2 separate regions of the Homo sapiens genome follow, and region 2 is linked to region 1. Evidence: chromatin contacts called from ENCODE Hi-C or POLR2A ChIA-PET data. All regions are on one chromosome and are shown on one strand. Each heading gives the region's core, a stretch centred on a gene start or an enhancer-like site at or near the end of the contact. The rest is flanking DNA. Distances are from core to core; before and after follow the strand shown. Region 1 overlaps MPV17L-BMERB1 (MPV17L-BMERB1 readthrough). Region 2 overlaps MPV17L-BMERB1 (MPV17L-BMERB1 readthrough).

Region 1 (6,882 bases), core at 2,496-4,995:
ATACTGAGGGACAAGTATATCATCCCATTTCATCCCTACAGCAGCAACTTCATGAGGCAGGAGTTATTAGTCCCATTTTACAGAAGAGGAAACTGAGACTTAGGGAGATCAAGTAATTTGCCCAGGTCGCACAATTAGTGATAGAGCCAGGGCTTGAAGCGACGTCTGTCTTAAGCCAATGACCCCTGCAGATTATTAGAGCAACTGTTCTCCACAACAGTGTAAGCCTCTTGCTAGAAGCTCAGGTCCACAAGGGCAGAGATTTTTGTCTGTTTTGCTCATTGCTCCTTCCCCATTGCTTAGAGCAGGGTCTGCCACGAAGCAGGTTCTCAATGCATAGTTATTAAATGTATATAAGAGCAAACATATGTTACAGAGAACTTTCTGTATGCTTGTCACTTACATGAATCACCTGTGAGATGGGTATGCTTGTTCCCCAATGTTGCAGATGAAGAAACTGAGGTGCCCAGAGTCACTGATGCATGGCTCAAGCGTGAGAGCTGGACTCTGAAACCCAAAAGCCCATGCCCAGAACCACTCCCCTCTCTTGCCCTCTTCAAGGGCTGGCCTGGCTCCCCATGGTGCCTGCACACGCCAACCCCTTTTCTTTTCTCTCTTCTTAATTTTAAATCTATTTTGCAAATGTAACATCTGACCATTGGTAAATTGCTAAAATTTCAATGAATATAGTTAATAACAATGCACCAATGTCAACTTCTTGGTAATGTTAACAATAGTGGAAATTTAATGAGGAGTAGAGGGGAATTCTTTATGCTCTTTGCAACTCTTCTTAAATTTTTTTTTTTTTTTTATTAAAGATAGTGTCTCACTCTGTCACCTAGGCTGGAGTGCAGTGGCACCATCATAGATCACTGAAGCCCTCAAACTCCTGGACCCAAGCGATCCTCCCACCTCAGCCTCCCAAGTAGCTGGGACCACAGCTGTGTGCCACCACATCTGGCTAATGTTTACATTTTATTTTTGTAGAGATGGGGTCTTGCTCTGTTGCCCAGGCTGGTCTTAAACTCATGGCTTCAAGTGATCCTCTTCCCTCAGCCTTCCAAAGCTCCGGGATTACAGACATGAGCCACCACATCCAGCCACATTTTCTAGAAATATAAAAGTATTAAAAAAAAAAAGTATATTTAAAAACCCAAACAAGAGAAAAGGACATATTAGGTGAAAGTTGATTCTCCCCCAACACTGACTCCCCCTACCTGAGTCCCTCATGTCCTTCCCTAAATGCAGCGGCTGTGACCCAAGTATATTCCAATGACTGAAATGAATAGCACCCCCACCCCCAGCCCTTCATTTAATTGCCTTTGTTATATGAGCTGGGTTGAAATAATCGCTCAAAATGGCTGATTCCTCTTTGAGTAGGACTTAACCCATGGCTGAGAATTGTCCTTCTAGCTTGAGTTCTCACTGAAGTTTGAATGAGAACCGTTTGTTGAGGGACCCTGGGAACCACATCTTGCCAAGTCATTTTACATCCTATCCAACACAGGTATGAGGCTGACCAAAACGTCGTTTAAGACCTTTCCAACGCAAAGGACTGGAATTCTATTCTACAACAGGGGATGGGATAGGTACCCCCAGTGGTACTTTCATGCTTGTACCATCAAACAGCAATGAATTTCCCTTCAGGAAAGCTACGCATTTTCTCCCCAATTATCAACCTTTTTGATTACCTAAAGGAGAAAGCCACAATTTGGTGCTAGCTTTGTCTTTAATGCCCCTAGTACTTGCTGATTCACCTTGTTAAGAAAGAAAATTCAAGCTTCATTCTGAACCTTAAGCAGGCTATAGTATTTAGCAAGAATTTAACAGTATTGCTTTGTTTCCTCAGGTTTATTTTCATGGCTATTTTCTAATTATGCCAAGTAAGAGTCATTTATTGTCTGTGGATGTCATGGGACATTTCCGTTAGGGAGTTTGAGTAAAAAAAGTCAATGTCGGCCAAGCGCAGTGGCTCACGCCTGTAATCCCAGCACTTTGGGAGGCCGAGGTGGGTGGGTCATGAGGTCAGGAGATCGAGACCATCCTGGCTAACATGGTGAAACCCGTCTCTACTAAAAGTACAAAAAATTAGGCTGGTGTGGTGGTGGGCGCCTGTAGTCCCAGCTACTTGGGAGGCTGAGGCAGGAGAATGGCGTGAATTCAGGAGGCAGAGCTTGCAGTGAGCCAAGATCACGCCACTGCACTCCAGCCTGGGTGACAGAGCGAGACGCCGTTTCAAAAAAAAAAAAAAAAAAGTGAATGTCATGACATACTGAGTGGTATATGACAGAGTACAGAATATGTAGCTGGGGTAAATTCTATGCAGTGTTGAGAGTTTTGGAAACACTGTTTTGTAGCTCTTTTGACCTTAGAGCATGGGCATTGGGATCAGATAGATCTGGGTTTGAGTTTCATTTCTACCACTCATTATAGCACTGCCCCAATTGCCCCTTAGAACTGATGTTTACGGTGTTTTGTTTTGTTTGAATAAACACAAAAATTTACCTTCCTAATCTTTTGTTTTTCTTTTTTCTTTTATTTTTGAGACGGAGTCTTGCTCTGTCACCCAGGCTGGAGTGCCGCGGTGCGATCTCTGCTCACTACAAGCTCCGCCTCCCAGGTTCACACCATTCTCCTGCCTCAGCCTCCCAAGTAGCTGGGACTACAGGTGCCCGCCACCACGCCCGGCTAATTTTTTGTATTTTTAGTAGAGACAGGGTTTCACCGTGTTAGCCAAGATGGTCTCTATCTGACCTTGTGATCCACCTGCCTCAGCCTCCCAAAGTGCTGGGATTACAGGCGTGAGCCACTGTGCCCAGCCCCCTCCTAATCTTAAAATTTTAGAAAGTTACATTCATTTTACCTGAGTTCCTTTCTCAAGAAACTGACCTCTCGGCCTTCCAGATAGTATTAAGGAATTGAAATTTACCAGATCACTATATGTGGACAATGAGATGCCAGACTCCTCAACCATCACGATTGCCTAACCAACCACCTGCATCCTGTTGACCAGATTCTCTTCCTTACCCCTTCCTAATAATTTCCCAGAAAAAAAAAAAAAGAATAGGGATGTATCACAATGTAACACATGGTTGCGTTTCTTCCTTGCTACCTCTAATTTTAGTGGGTTGAGGAGATGGATTTGAGTCTCTTTCCATCTCCTCAGCTGCAGCACCCAATTAAAGCCTTCTCTGGCAATACTCATTGCCTCAGTGATTGGCTTTCTGTGCAGCGAGTAGCAGGATCTAGACAGAACCCTTGATGTTGCTGCAACAATTGAGTGAGTGAGTTTGACCAATCACTTATGACCTCTCTAAGCCTCATTTTATTAATCTAGAAAGAGAGGTTGATATGAGCTAGATCATGGCTCCGGTAAACACCCAAAATGAGCAAGCTCTGGGGCCAGTACTAGGCACGTAAAGTTATAAAGCAGAAGTAAAGGCAGAGGTTGTGCAGGGCACCCTGAGCTTAAATTCCTACCATGACCCCTGATTGGAAAAGATGGGCTAGGAAAGGTATCTCTCTGGTCCCCAGCAGTTTAACCCTCCAAGCTTGTATTTAAACTAGAAGTTTTTAGATCACCAGCCCTCATCCTCTATCACCTCCACCACTCCTGTCCCTGGGTAGCCTTACTTTTTGTTTTGTTTTGAGATCAGTGATTAAACCTGCTGGTGCATACCAGGGCTGCCCGGGTGCTCAGCTCTTGTTTGCTGGTGCCACCGCTCAGGAAGCATGCATCTCCCTGGGGTGGCATTTGGGGATGGGAAGATGGATTTAGCTGCCTCTTCCCCCAGAAGTGACTCAGCTCCTGGAAGCTCAATGACAGCAGTGGCAGTTGGAGCCCTGGGGACGTCTGTGCCTTCATGCTTTGCTGTCTCCACACAGCAAGCAAGCTCTTGCTTGGAAGTGTGCGTGAGAGACTTGTTGTCTCTAGCCAGCTTGAAATGCTCCTCCCGTTTCTTCCCGTGATTTGTCCTCCTCGTGGAGACATTCCTTGGCAGCTGTCGGATGCCTGCCTTCTAGTTGGAAAATGTGATCAAGAAAGGAACAGTCTAGCAGGCTAATTTCTATCACACAAGTTCAGACTGGAAAGAAGCTGACTGTGTGTGATATTCATTTATTCAGGTCCTGTATCAGCATTTTTCACTCTGATCTGAAGACCTCCTTCATTAAGGTCCCTGGACACAACACCCCAACCCAGGTTTATCCTAATCCTTGGAGGTGGAGGCAGGGAATTGTTTCTTAAACAACCTCCCTAGATATTCACCTTGCCCACTGATGTCTGGGAATAACTACTCCCTCTGTGTCTAAAGCAATACAGTCTACTCAGTTTTGTTATGATGATGATGGTACTTACGTAGGGAGGTAGTTCTTACATGAATATGGTTGATTACAACAAGAGCTTTGGAGTAAGAGAGATCTTGTTTTAAATCTCACCTCCATCACTTACTCCCTTTCCTGAGCCTCGACTTCCCCATCTATGAAATGGGATAACAGCACTGACCACCCAGGGCTGTTTTGAGAATCAGATAAGGTAATGCACAGGTGCTGGCATGTGATAAATGCTCGATAAATGTTAGTTATTATCGTTACTGGGTAAACCTGGCTTTCCTAACTTTTAAACTGGAGAGATTACAGTATACCACCCAGGGAAGGGGTTGGCCAACTTTTTCTATAAAGAGCCAGGTAGTGAATATTTGAGGCTTCGTGGGCCAGGGAGTCTCTGTGGCAACTACTCAGTTTTTGCAATGCAAAAGCAGCCATAAATGACATGTAAATGAATGAGCGTGATCAGTGTCCAGAACAACTCTACTTACAACATCAAGCATGGGGCTGCGCTTGGTCCCCTGGCCATAGGGTATCAACCCCTGGCCTAAGGTATTGTGCAGACTAAATGAGATGAGATTCATTCCTGTAATCCCAGCGCTTTGGGAGGCTGAGATGGGCAGATCACTTGAGCTCAGGAGTTGGGAGACCAGCCTGGGCAACATGGCAAAACCCCATCTCTACAAATAGTACAAAAAAAGTCACTGGGTGTGGTGGAGTGAACCTGTAATTTCAGCTACTCGGGAGGCTGAAGTGAGAGGATTGCTTGAGCCCGGGAGGTTGAGGCTGCAGTGAGCCAAGATCATGCCACTGCAATCCAGCCTGGAAGACAGAGCGAGACCCTGCCCCACCAAAAAAAAAAAAAAAAAAAAAAGATGAGGTTTACAATGAGCCCAACACAGTGCCTGATGCAGAGACAGCTCATGGCAAGAAAGGATTCTAACGATTTGTATCTGATTCAAGCTTTAGGCTTCGTTCCTTTCTCTTGGGGAAGAAAAACATCCTTGAGCAAGACTTTTCAACATAGGTCTTTGTTCCATTCTTTGCCCCAAATCCAAGCTAAGCACCTGGAGCCTGGCACCACCGCCTCCATCCTCCCCCGGGGATGGAGGTAAAATGCCAGTTCCTGGGATGTGATTAATTCTCTTCGTCCCACGCCTCGCCCCAGGGTGTGTTGCCGTTTTCAGCATCTGTCCCATGGAAATCAGGTTGCCCATCTGAACTGTGATGAGAAAAACAAGGATACTCATATCGTGGGGTGGTTAACTACGCACTTTCGCAGGCACAAATGCATTCAGCCCTCACCAGGAGGCTGGATTACGTGGTTAAGGTCACGTGGTTGTGGAGTGGAAGGGGGGTGGGGGGGGAGAGAGAGAGCACAAGCTGGGTTTGAATACTATCTCTGCAATGATCTGGCTGTGTGATGTTGAACAAGTCACTTTCCTTCTCTAAGCCTCAGAGTCATCTCAGTAAAATAGAGATTAAATGAGATAATACACAGAAAGCCTCCAGCACAGGTAACTATTGAATTCTTGTACAGAGGAGGAAAGTGACGCAAAGACATAAAGGGACTCATTCGAGGTCTTGCGGCTGATGACTAGTGTCAAATGAGGATTTCTGACACTGCCCCCGCCTAGCTGTTTTTTGCCAGACCCCACTTCCCCCATGCACTTCCCTCACCCCCTGGTGACTCCCGCTGGGACCCCTGCTGCTTCCAGCCAAGGCTGTGCTCTGTGTGCAGGATCTCAAGCCCCTGGAGAGAGTGACATTGTTGTCAGGAAGCTTGCAAGGCTGTGGCCATTCATTCTTGTGGGTTTGTGGCCTCCTGAAGTTCATGTGCATCTTAAAACATCAGAATGTGACCTTATTTGGAAATAAGGTCTTTGCAGGGGTAATTCAGATCAGGATCCAGATGAGCTCACATTGGATTAGGGTGGGCCCTAAATCTAATGAGACAGAAAAGAAGACACACAGAGCCACCCGGAGGAAGAACCTGTGAAAACAGAGGCAGAGGTTGAAGTGATGCTATTACATCCAGTGGCAAAAACCGTAATTACTTTTGCACCAACCTAATACTACAAACCAAGGAGCCAGCAGGGGCTGCAAGGGCCAAGAAAAGATCCATCCCTAGAGCCTCTGGAGAGCGCGTGACCCTGCCAACACCTTGGTTTCCGACTTCTGGCTTCCCGAACTCCAAGAGATTAAATTCCTTTTGTTTTAAGCCTCCCCACTGGCCATGAATTGTTATGGCACCACGCTTGACTCTGAGATAGGAATGAATGGGGGGTGTCGGACTTAGAACAGCTGCCTGGACCAGAGGCAGCTGTGAGGGTCAAAAAGCATGAATTTGAAGCCAGACCTGGACTCAGCTCTTTCCCTTGCCAGCGCTGAGCCTTTGTTTCTTTGCGAAAATGAGAACCTACTGAACTTGCTGGCTTATGGCGAGGATTAAAAGAGGTGATGGGCAGAGCAGGTGCGGCGGTCATAACGAGGGCAATTGCAAGCATATATTAAACGTGACGTGCCGGGGTAATTCATCCCTCACATCTGTTTTGG
Region 2 (6,882 bases), core at 2,695-5,194, 69 kb after region 1:
ACATAAAACAACGAAGGAATGAGGGAAAAGTACCAAAGTCTATTCTCCACCCACTAGAAACCCCAATGCAATTGATCTGGCATTGTTGGCTTTGGACTCTGGCATTGTAATAGAACTCAACTTGTGATATGGTTTGGCTGTGTTCCCACCCAAATCTCATCTTGAATTGTAGCTCCTATAATCCCCGTGTGTTGTGGGAGGGACCCAGTAGGAGATGATTGAATCATGGGGGACAGTTTCCCCCATACTATTCTCATGGTAGTGAAGAAGTCTCATGAGAGCTGATGGTTTTATAAGGGGTTTCCCCTTTCGCTTGATTCTCATTTTCTGTGCTGCCTGCTGCCAAGTAAGACGTGCCTTTTGCCTTCTGCCGTGATTGTGAGGCCTCCCCAGCCACGTGGAACTGTGAGTCCATTAAACCTCTTTTTCTTTATAAATTACCCAGTTGCGGGTATGTTTTTATCAGCAGCGTGAAAATGGACTAATACAACTAGGGTCTGCTTTCCTGGCACAGTAAGACCAGCTGTCTCCCCAGAGTTTTTGCAGTGGTAAAAAGGAAACAGTTTATTTGCAAGGCTCCAAGCCAGGAGGACTGGGCAGCTAATGCTTCAAGCCTGACCTCCTCAATGGCTTATAGGTAATGTTCTGTCCAACAGGTTCACCTTGCCCTCTGCCTAGACAAACCTGACTTATCAAGACTGGGGAATTACAATAGAGAAAGAGTAATTCATGCATAGCCGGCTGAGGGAGACTGGAGTTTTATTATTCCTCAAATCAGTGCCCCTGAGCATTCCAGGATCAGAGTTTTTAAAGACGATTTGGTGGATGGGGGTGGGGGTGCAGTGAGAATGGAGTGCTGATTGGTTGGGTCGGAGATGAAATCACAGGGAGCCGAAGCTGTCCTCTTGCACTGAGTCAGTTCCTGGGTTGGGGCCACAAGGTCAGATGAGCCACTTTATCTGGGTGGTACCCACTGACCCATCAAGTGCACGGTCTGCAAAATACCTCAAGCATTGATCTTGGTTTTTACAATAGTGGTGTTATCTTCAGGAGTAATCTGGGGAGGGTCAGCATCTTGTAGCCTCCAGCTGCATGATTCCTAAACCATAATTCCTAATCTTGTGCTTAATTTGTTAAGTCCATTTTCACACTGCTGTCAAGAACTGCCCAAGACTGGGTATAACGGAAAGAGGTTTCATTGACTCACAGTTCGGCATAGCTGGGGAAGCCTCAGGAAACTTACAATCATGGTGGAAGGTCAAGGAGAAGCAAGGCACTCTCTTCACAAGGTGACAGGAAGGAGAATGAACGCAGGAGGAACTGCCCAACCCTTATAAAACCATCAGATCTCATGGAACTCACTCACTATCATAATTCCTAATCTTCTGGTTAATTTGTTAAGTCCATTTTCACACTGCTGTCAAGAACTGCCCAAGACTGGGTATAAAGGAAAGAGGTTTCATTGACTCACAGTTCGGCATAGCTGGGGAAGCCTCAGGAAACTTACAATCATGGTGGAAGGTGAAGGAGAAGCAAGGCACTCTCTTCACAAGGTGACAGGAAGGAGAATGAACGCAGGAGGAACTGCCCAACCCTTATAAAACCATCAGATCTCATGGGAACTCGCTCACTATCACGAGAACAGCATGGGGAAACTGCCTGCGTGATTCAGTCACCTCCACCTGGTCTCTCCTTTGACACGTGGGGATGATGGGGATTATAATTCAAGATGAGTTTTGGGTGGCGACACAAAGCCTAACCGTATCACCTACAAATGCAGTCTAGTTCCCAGGCAAGAAGGGAGTTTGTTTTGGGAAAAGGCTGTTATCGTCTTTGTTTTAAATGATAAAGTAAGTTCCTCCCATAGTTAGTTCAGCCTATGCCCAGTAATGAACAAGGACAGCTTGGAGGTTAGAAGCAAGATGGAGTTGATTAGGTCAGATCTCTTTCACTGTCTCTTATAATTTTGCAATGGCGATTTCAGTGCAGGTTTTTAAAGGCAGGGGTAAATTTCAGTCAAGCAGAAGTTACAGGCAAAATTGTAAATCAATACATTGAGATTACATATCAATTTTGGCCTAAAAGGGCTGCATACGTTGAAGCTGGGGCTCACAGGTCATAGGTAGATTGAAAGATTTTCTAATTTGCAATTGGTTAAGGAAGAGAAGCTTTGTTTAAAAATCGGGGGTCAAGGCCAGGTGCAGTGGCTCACGCGTATAATCCCAGCACCCTGGGAGGCCGAAGTGGGCAGATTGCTTGAGGCCAAGAGTTGGAGACCAGCCTGGCCAACATGGCGAGACCCCCGTCTCTACTAAAATTACAAAAATTAGCCGCGTGTGGTGGCGCCTGCCTGTACTTCCAGCTACTCGGGAGACTGAGGCAGGAGAATTGCTTGAACTCGGGAGAGGGGGGTTGCAGTGAGCCAAGATTGTGCCACTGCACTCCAGCCTGGGCGACAAAGCAAGACTCTGCCTCAAATAAATAAATAAATAAAAATAATAAAAATCGGGGGTCAGCAGAAAAGAATGGCATCCCTGGCCCATGGGTGTGACTCCCTCCAGGCCTCTCTGGAAGACACTTAGAACAAGGAAAGATGGTCAGAATTCAGTCCTTAGTCTTCCTTTATCTGACGTCTATATGCCAGTGGATCCATTTGGTAGGGTCCTGGGTTTCTGAAAAACAACTCAGACATATATGCTAAGATGTTTATCTTCAGTTTCTATAGAAAACAAAACATCTCCAGATTCTAACTTCCTTGGCTATTGTTTTAGGCTACTATTACCTTCTTACTGATAAGTTGCTTATTGACTTTTCAAGGCTAGCTAGGTGCCTAGAATTTCCTTTGAGGGAACTCAAGATTTTCCTTTATTTCCATGCTTGGGGTGGGGGTCTCCCACAGACCCCAAAAGGGAGTCCCTGTGTTACTGGTGGAAGGTGTCCAGGTTCTTGGTGTTTTGAACAAAGAATTGGACAAAATGCACACACAAACAAAATAAGCGAGGAAAGAATGAAGCAACAAAAGCAGAAATTTATTGAAAATGAAAGTACACTCCATAGGGTGGGAGTGTGCCTGAGCATAGGGGCTCAGGAGCCCCAATACAGAATTTTCTGAGGTTTAAATACCCTCTAGAGGTTTCCCGTTGGCTACTTGGTGTACACCCTATGTAAATGAAGTAGTGGCCCACAATTAGTCTGATTGGTCGCAGAAAGCTTTTGCAGTTGCTTTCTGCGACCAATCAGATATACTTTCAATTTCTCATGTGACACACAGAAAAGGAGGAGGGTTTGCAAAGGGAGTAGCCTCCAGTCCTTTTGTTACTTATGTGTGGAAAGTTGGGGTTTTTCTTTTGATTTAGTTCTAGGAAGTTGGCCCTAGGTTCCCTGCCTCCAGACCATATTCTCCTGCCTCACCTGATCCATCTCAGCATTAGTAATTTTTTTTTTTTTTTTTTTGAGACAGAGTCTTGCTCTGTCACCCAGGCTGGAGTGCAGTGGCGAGATCTGGGTTCACTGCAGTCTCCGCCTCCGGGGTTCAAGTGAAGTGATTCTCCTGCCTCAGCCTCCTGAGTAGCTGGGACTACAGGCGCCCGCCACCATGCCCGGCAAATTTTGTTTTTGTATTTTTAGTAGAGACTGGGTTTCACTGTGTTAGCCAGGATGGTCTCAACCTCCTGATCTCGTGATCTGCCCGCCTCGGCCTACCAAAGTGCTGGAATTACAGGTGTGAGCCACCGCGCCTAGCCGAGCATTGGCAATTTTTAAAGCTTTGCACCTGATTGTGATAAGCAGGGACGGTTAGGAACCGCCAGGCCTGTTCCCCTCTCTCATTTCACAATTCTCCAAGGATTAGTCTGGCTGAAAGGTACAGAAACCCATCCAAGCTTATGTAAGCACAAAACAAACAATTACTGGAAGGACAGTGGAGTCTCCTGAAGCCCTAGGGCATTACATTCATTTCCCAGAGCTGCCTAACAAATTGGTGCAAACTGGATGGCTTAAGCAACAGAAATGTATTCTCTCTCGGTTCTGGATGTATTCTCTTTCGGTTCTGGAGGCCAGACATCCAAAATCGAGGTGTCAACAGGGCCTTGTTCCCTGCTAAGGCTCTAGAGGAGACTCCTTTGCCTCTTAGCTTCTGGTAGTGTTAGTGAAGTAGTGTTGTTGACTGGGGTAAATACCCAAGGTTCGTTGTCTCTCTCCAAGCAGATTAAGGACACAGACACTGACATACAGAGGAGTGAGTTTAGGAGTGGAGGTTTAATAGGCAAAAGAAAGAGAAAAGGGAACAGCTCTCTCGGTCTCTCTCGAGAAGTCCCTGAATGGGAATTCCGGCCTGTGGCAGACTGCACCAAATTTTATAGACAAGCTTGAGGAGGTGGTGTCTGATTTACATAGGGCCCACAGATTGGTTGGAGCAGGTGTGACGTTTGCATAGTGCATGGGAAGGCTGGCCACCCCACCCTAATCTTATCATGCAAATGAACTTTCCACTTGGGCGGCGCCATGTTGTCTTCTCCTTACTGTACACATGGCTGGCAAAGAGAAGGGAGCGTGGAGCCGCCATTTTGAACATACCTAGACCAGGTGGCCTTTTCCTATGGGCACAGCTGCCAGCATTCACCCGTGTAAGCTTCCAGCTCCCTTGACTATGTCTACAGCTCGATTTTACTGGCTGCTCCTTGTTAGAAAAGAAAATGATTTGGGGGTTGCTTTTCATTAAAAGGAAAACCTTACCGAGGACTTCCTTACCCTATCTGCCTAAATAATTTCTTCTTCACTCCTGTATCATTAGCAGTAGCAAATCCATACGAGTCTGAAGCAACTTGATACTTGCCTCCTCAGAGGAAATAATTCCACCAGCGGGCATAAGGCAGAGTGAGAGACCGAGGCAAGTTTTAGAGAAGGAGCAAAAGTTTATTAACAAGTTTTAGAGCAGGAATGAAAGGCAGTAAAGGACACTTGGAAGACGGCCAAGTGGGTGATTTGAGAGATCCAAGTGCACCGCTTGACCTTTGATTTGGGGTTTTATATGTTGGCATGTTCCGGGGTTTTATATGTTGGCATATTCCAGGGTTTTATGTCTCTCCTCCCTTCATTTTCCCTCAGGGCAGGTTGTGCGCATGCGCAGTGGCCTGCCAGCGCTTGGGAGAGGCTGCAAACACAGTGTATTTACAGAAGTCATGGGCCTGATTATTTGAGATGTTTTTCCCTCACCAGTTGAGTGTTCCTAGAGGAAGGTCATATACCAGTTAGACTCCGCCATTTTGCCTCTTAATGTGCATGCTTGAGCCCAGTTGCCCAACTCCTGAGATCTCATCGGGAAACCGCTGATAACTTCAGGTGTTTTCTGTCTGTTGGGAGATGGCCTTTCCCTGGCACCAGCTGTGACCAATTATTATTTTAGAGAGACAATTTTAACAACTGCCTGACATCACCTGATGGTTGCCTGGCATTCCTTGGGGGGGAAATCCCCTCTCCTTTCTTGCTCATGGCTGCCTGGCTACCTACTCTAACAGTAACACACACAATTCTTGGCATTGCTTGCCTTCTGGTTGCACCACTTCAATCTCTGCCTCCATCTTCACGTGACCCTGTGTGTGTCTGTGTGTCTTCTCTTCTCCTCTTTTTTTTTTTTTTTTTCTAAAAGACAGGGTCTGGCTGTGTTGCCCAGGCTGGTCTAGAACTCCCAGGCTTAAGTGATCCTCCTGCTTCAGCCTCCCAAGTAGCTGGGATTACAGGTTCAGGCCACCATGCTTGGGTCTCTTTCCTCTTCTCATAAGGACACAAGTCATTGGGTTTAGGGTCCATGCTAATAAGTATGACCTCATTTTAGCTTAACTATTATAATTACATGTGCAAAGCAACTTACAAATTACTTTGGAAATAGAGTATTTCCAAATAGAAGAGATATAAACTGGGGAAAACTATTTCCAAATAGGGCACACATGAACTTTGGGGGTGCCTTAGTCTCTGTGGCTTGCTCTAGACCGGGGGCTTGTAAACAACATTTATTACAGTTCTGGAGGCTGGGAGGTGCAAGATCAAGGTGTTGGCAGATACAGTGCCTGGTGACGGCCTGTTCCTTATAGATGGTACCTTCTCACTGTGCCTTTGTGTGGTGGAAGGGGCAAACAAGCTCCCTTGGGTCTCTTTTATAAGGGCACTAATTCCATTCATGAGGGTTCTACCTTCATAATCTACTCACTTCCCAAAGGCCTCATTTCTTAATACTATGACCATGGAGGTTAGGATTTCAGTGGGTGGCACCTGTAGGCAAGTGGAAGATGATGGGAAAGGTATGTGGCACACACGCACGTGAGCAGCATTGGCCAATGACTTGGAGACTTGGGCTAGTCATAGGTCTGTGAGCTGACGCAGGCCACTTGTGTGAGTAGGTGGTTTCTCCTGGGAGTTGCTGCAGCTGAGGCTGGGGAATGCCTCTATTGGTGAGTGACAGAACACATGGATGAATGGCTTGGAGACAGAGGTTTGCAGATGTTGGGGGCCCAGCCAGTTGTTGGGTGATTCTGGCTAAGATCTAGAGAGCAGTGGAGGGCACTTGGGAATGTCAGAGTGCTGTCAATGGTTATTTGGAGAGTAAAGTCACACCACGAGCTCCTGAGTGAGCAGGGGTCCTGGTGAGTCGATGGGTGTTGGTGCGTGCTTGGAGAGGGCAGGGAGCGGCTCTGCGGTGCTGACGAGTGATTTGGGGAATCAGACCCAACCCACAAGATTTACCACGGCAGGAGCAGTGACACCATCATCCAATGCACCAATGGCTGGGAATGGGGAGCGGCTGGCAAGCCTATTGCCCTTCTTCGTGCAGTGGTGGACTCCTGGTTAATGAGAGAAACCAACTTTCTGTCCTATCCAAATATTATG

Evidence for each region. Hi-C counts contacts between places; a loop is a spot of excess contacts on that map. ChIA-PET counts read pairs that join two places held with the same protein, here RNA polymerase II (POLR2A). Pooled maps may share reads with other maps.
Region 2: a loop to region 1 is called in a map of DLD1, with 4 times the contacts of the local background. The contact joins two enhancer-like sites. A Hi-C loop is called at or near these places in 3 of 168 maps with a recorded cell type or tissue (DLD1, gastrocnemius medialis and vagina) and 3 of 50 pooled maps. POLR2A ChIA-PET finds 5 or more read pairs at or near these places in 6 of 52 experiments (AG04450, HCT116, IMR-90 and 3 more).

Annotation. Positions count from the first base shown.
Region 1 is chr16:15,503,651-15,510,532 of GRCh38, forward strand. All of the region lies in intron 1 of MPV17L-BMERB1 (MPV17L-BMERB1 readthrough), which reads left to right. The region is part of intron 1 of BMERB1 (bMERB domain containing 1); the gene reads left to right. LOC105371102 (a long non-coding RNA gene) reads right to left here. Exons shown (of 3, transcript XR_933129.3): 3 at 1,070-1,109. Among named protein-coding and RNA genes, the nearest start is that of BMERB1, 73 kb to the left of the region's middle. RefSeq lists an enhancer at 6,471-6,882. Within about 2 kb of position 3,746, at least 6 of the 41 ENCODE cell types and tissues checked have a DNase peak (open chromatin) inside an H3K27ac peak, as active enhancers do.
Region 2 is chr16:15,572,604-15,579,485 of GRCh38, forward strand. All of the region lies in intron 3 of MPV17L-BMERB1 (MPV17L-BMERB1 readthrough), which reads left to right. The region is part of intron 3 of BMERB1 (bMERB domain containing 1); the gene reads left to right. Among named protein-coding and RNA genes, the nearest start is that of MIR6506, 35 kb to the right of the region's middle. RefSeq lists an enhancer at 6,543-6,882. Within about 2 kb of position 3,945, at least 7 of the 41 ENCODE cell types and tissues checked have a DNase peak (open chromatin) inside an H3K27ac peak, as active enhancers do.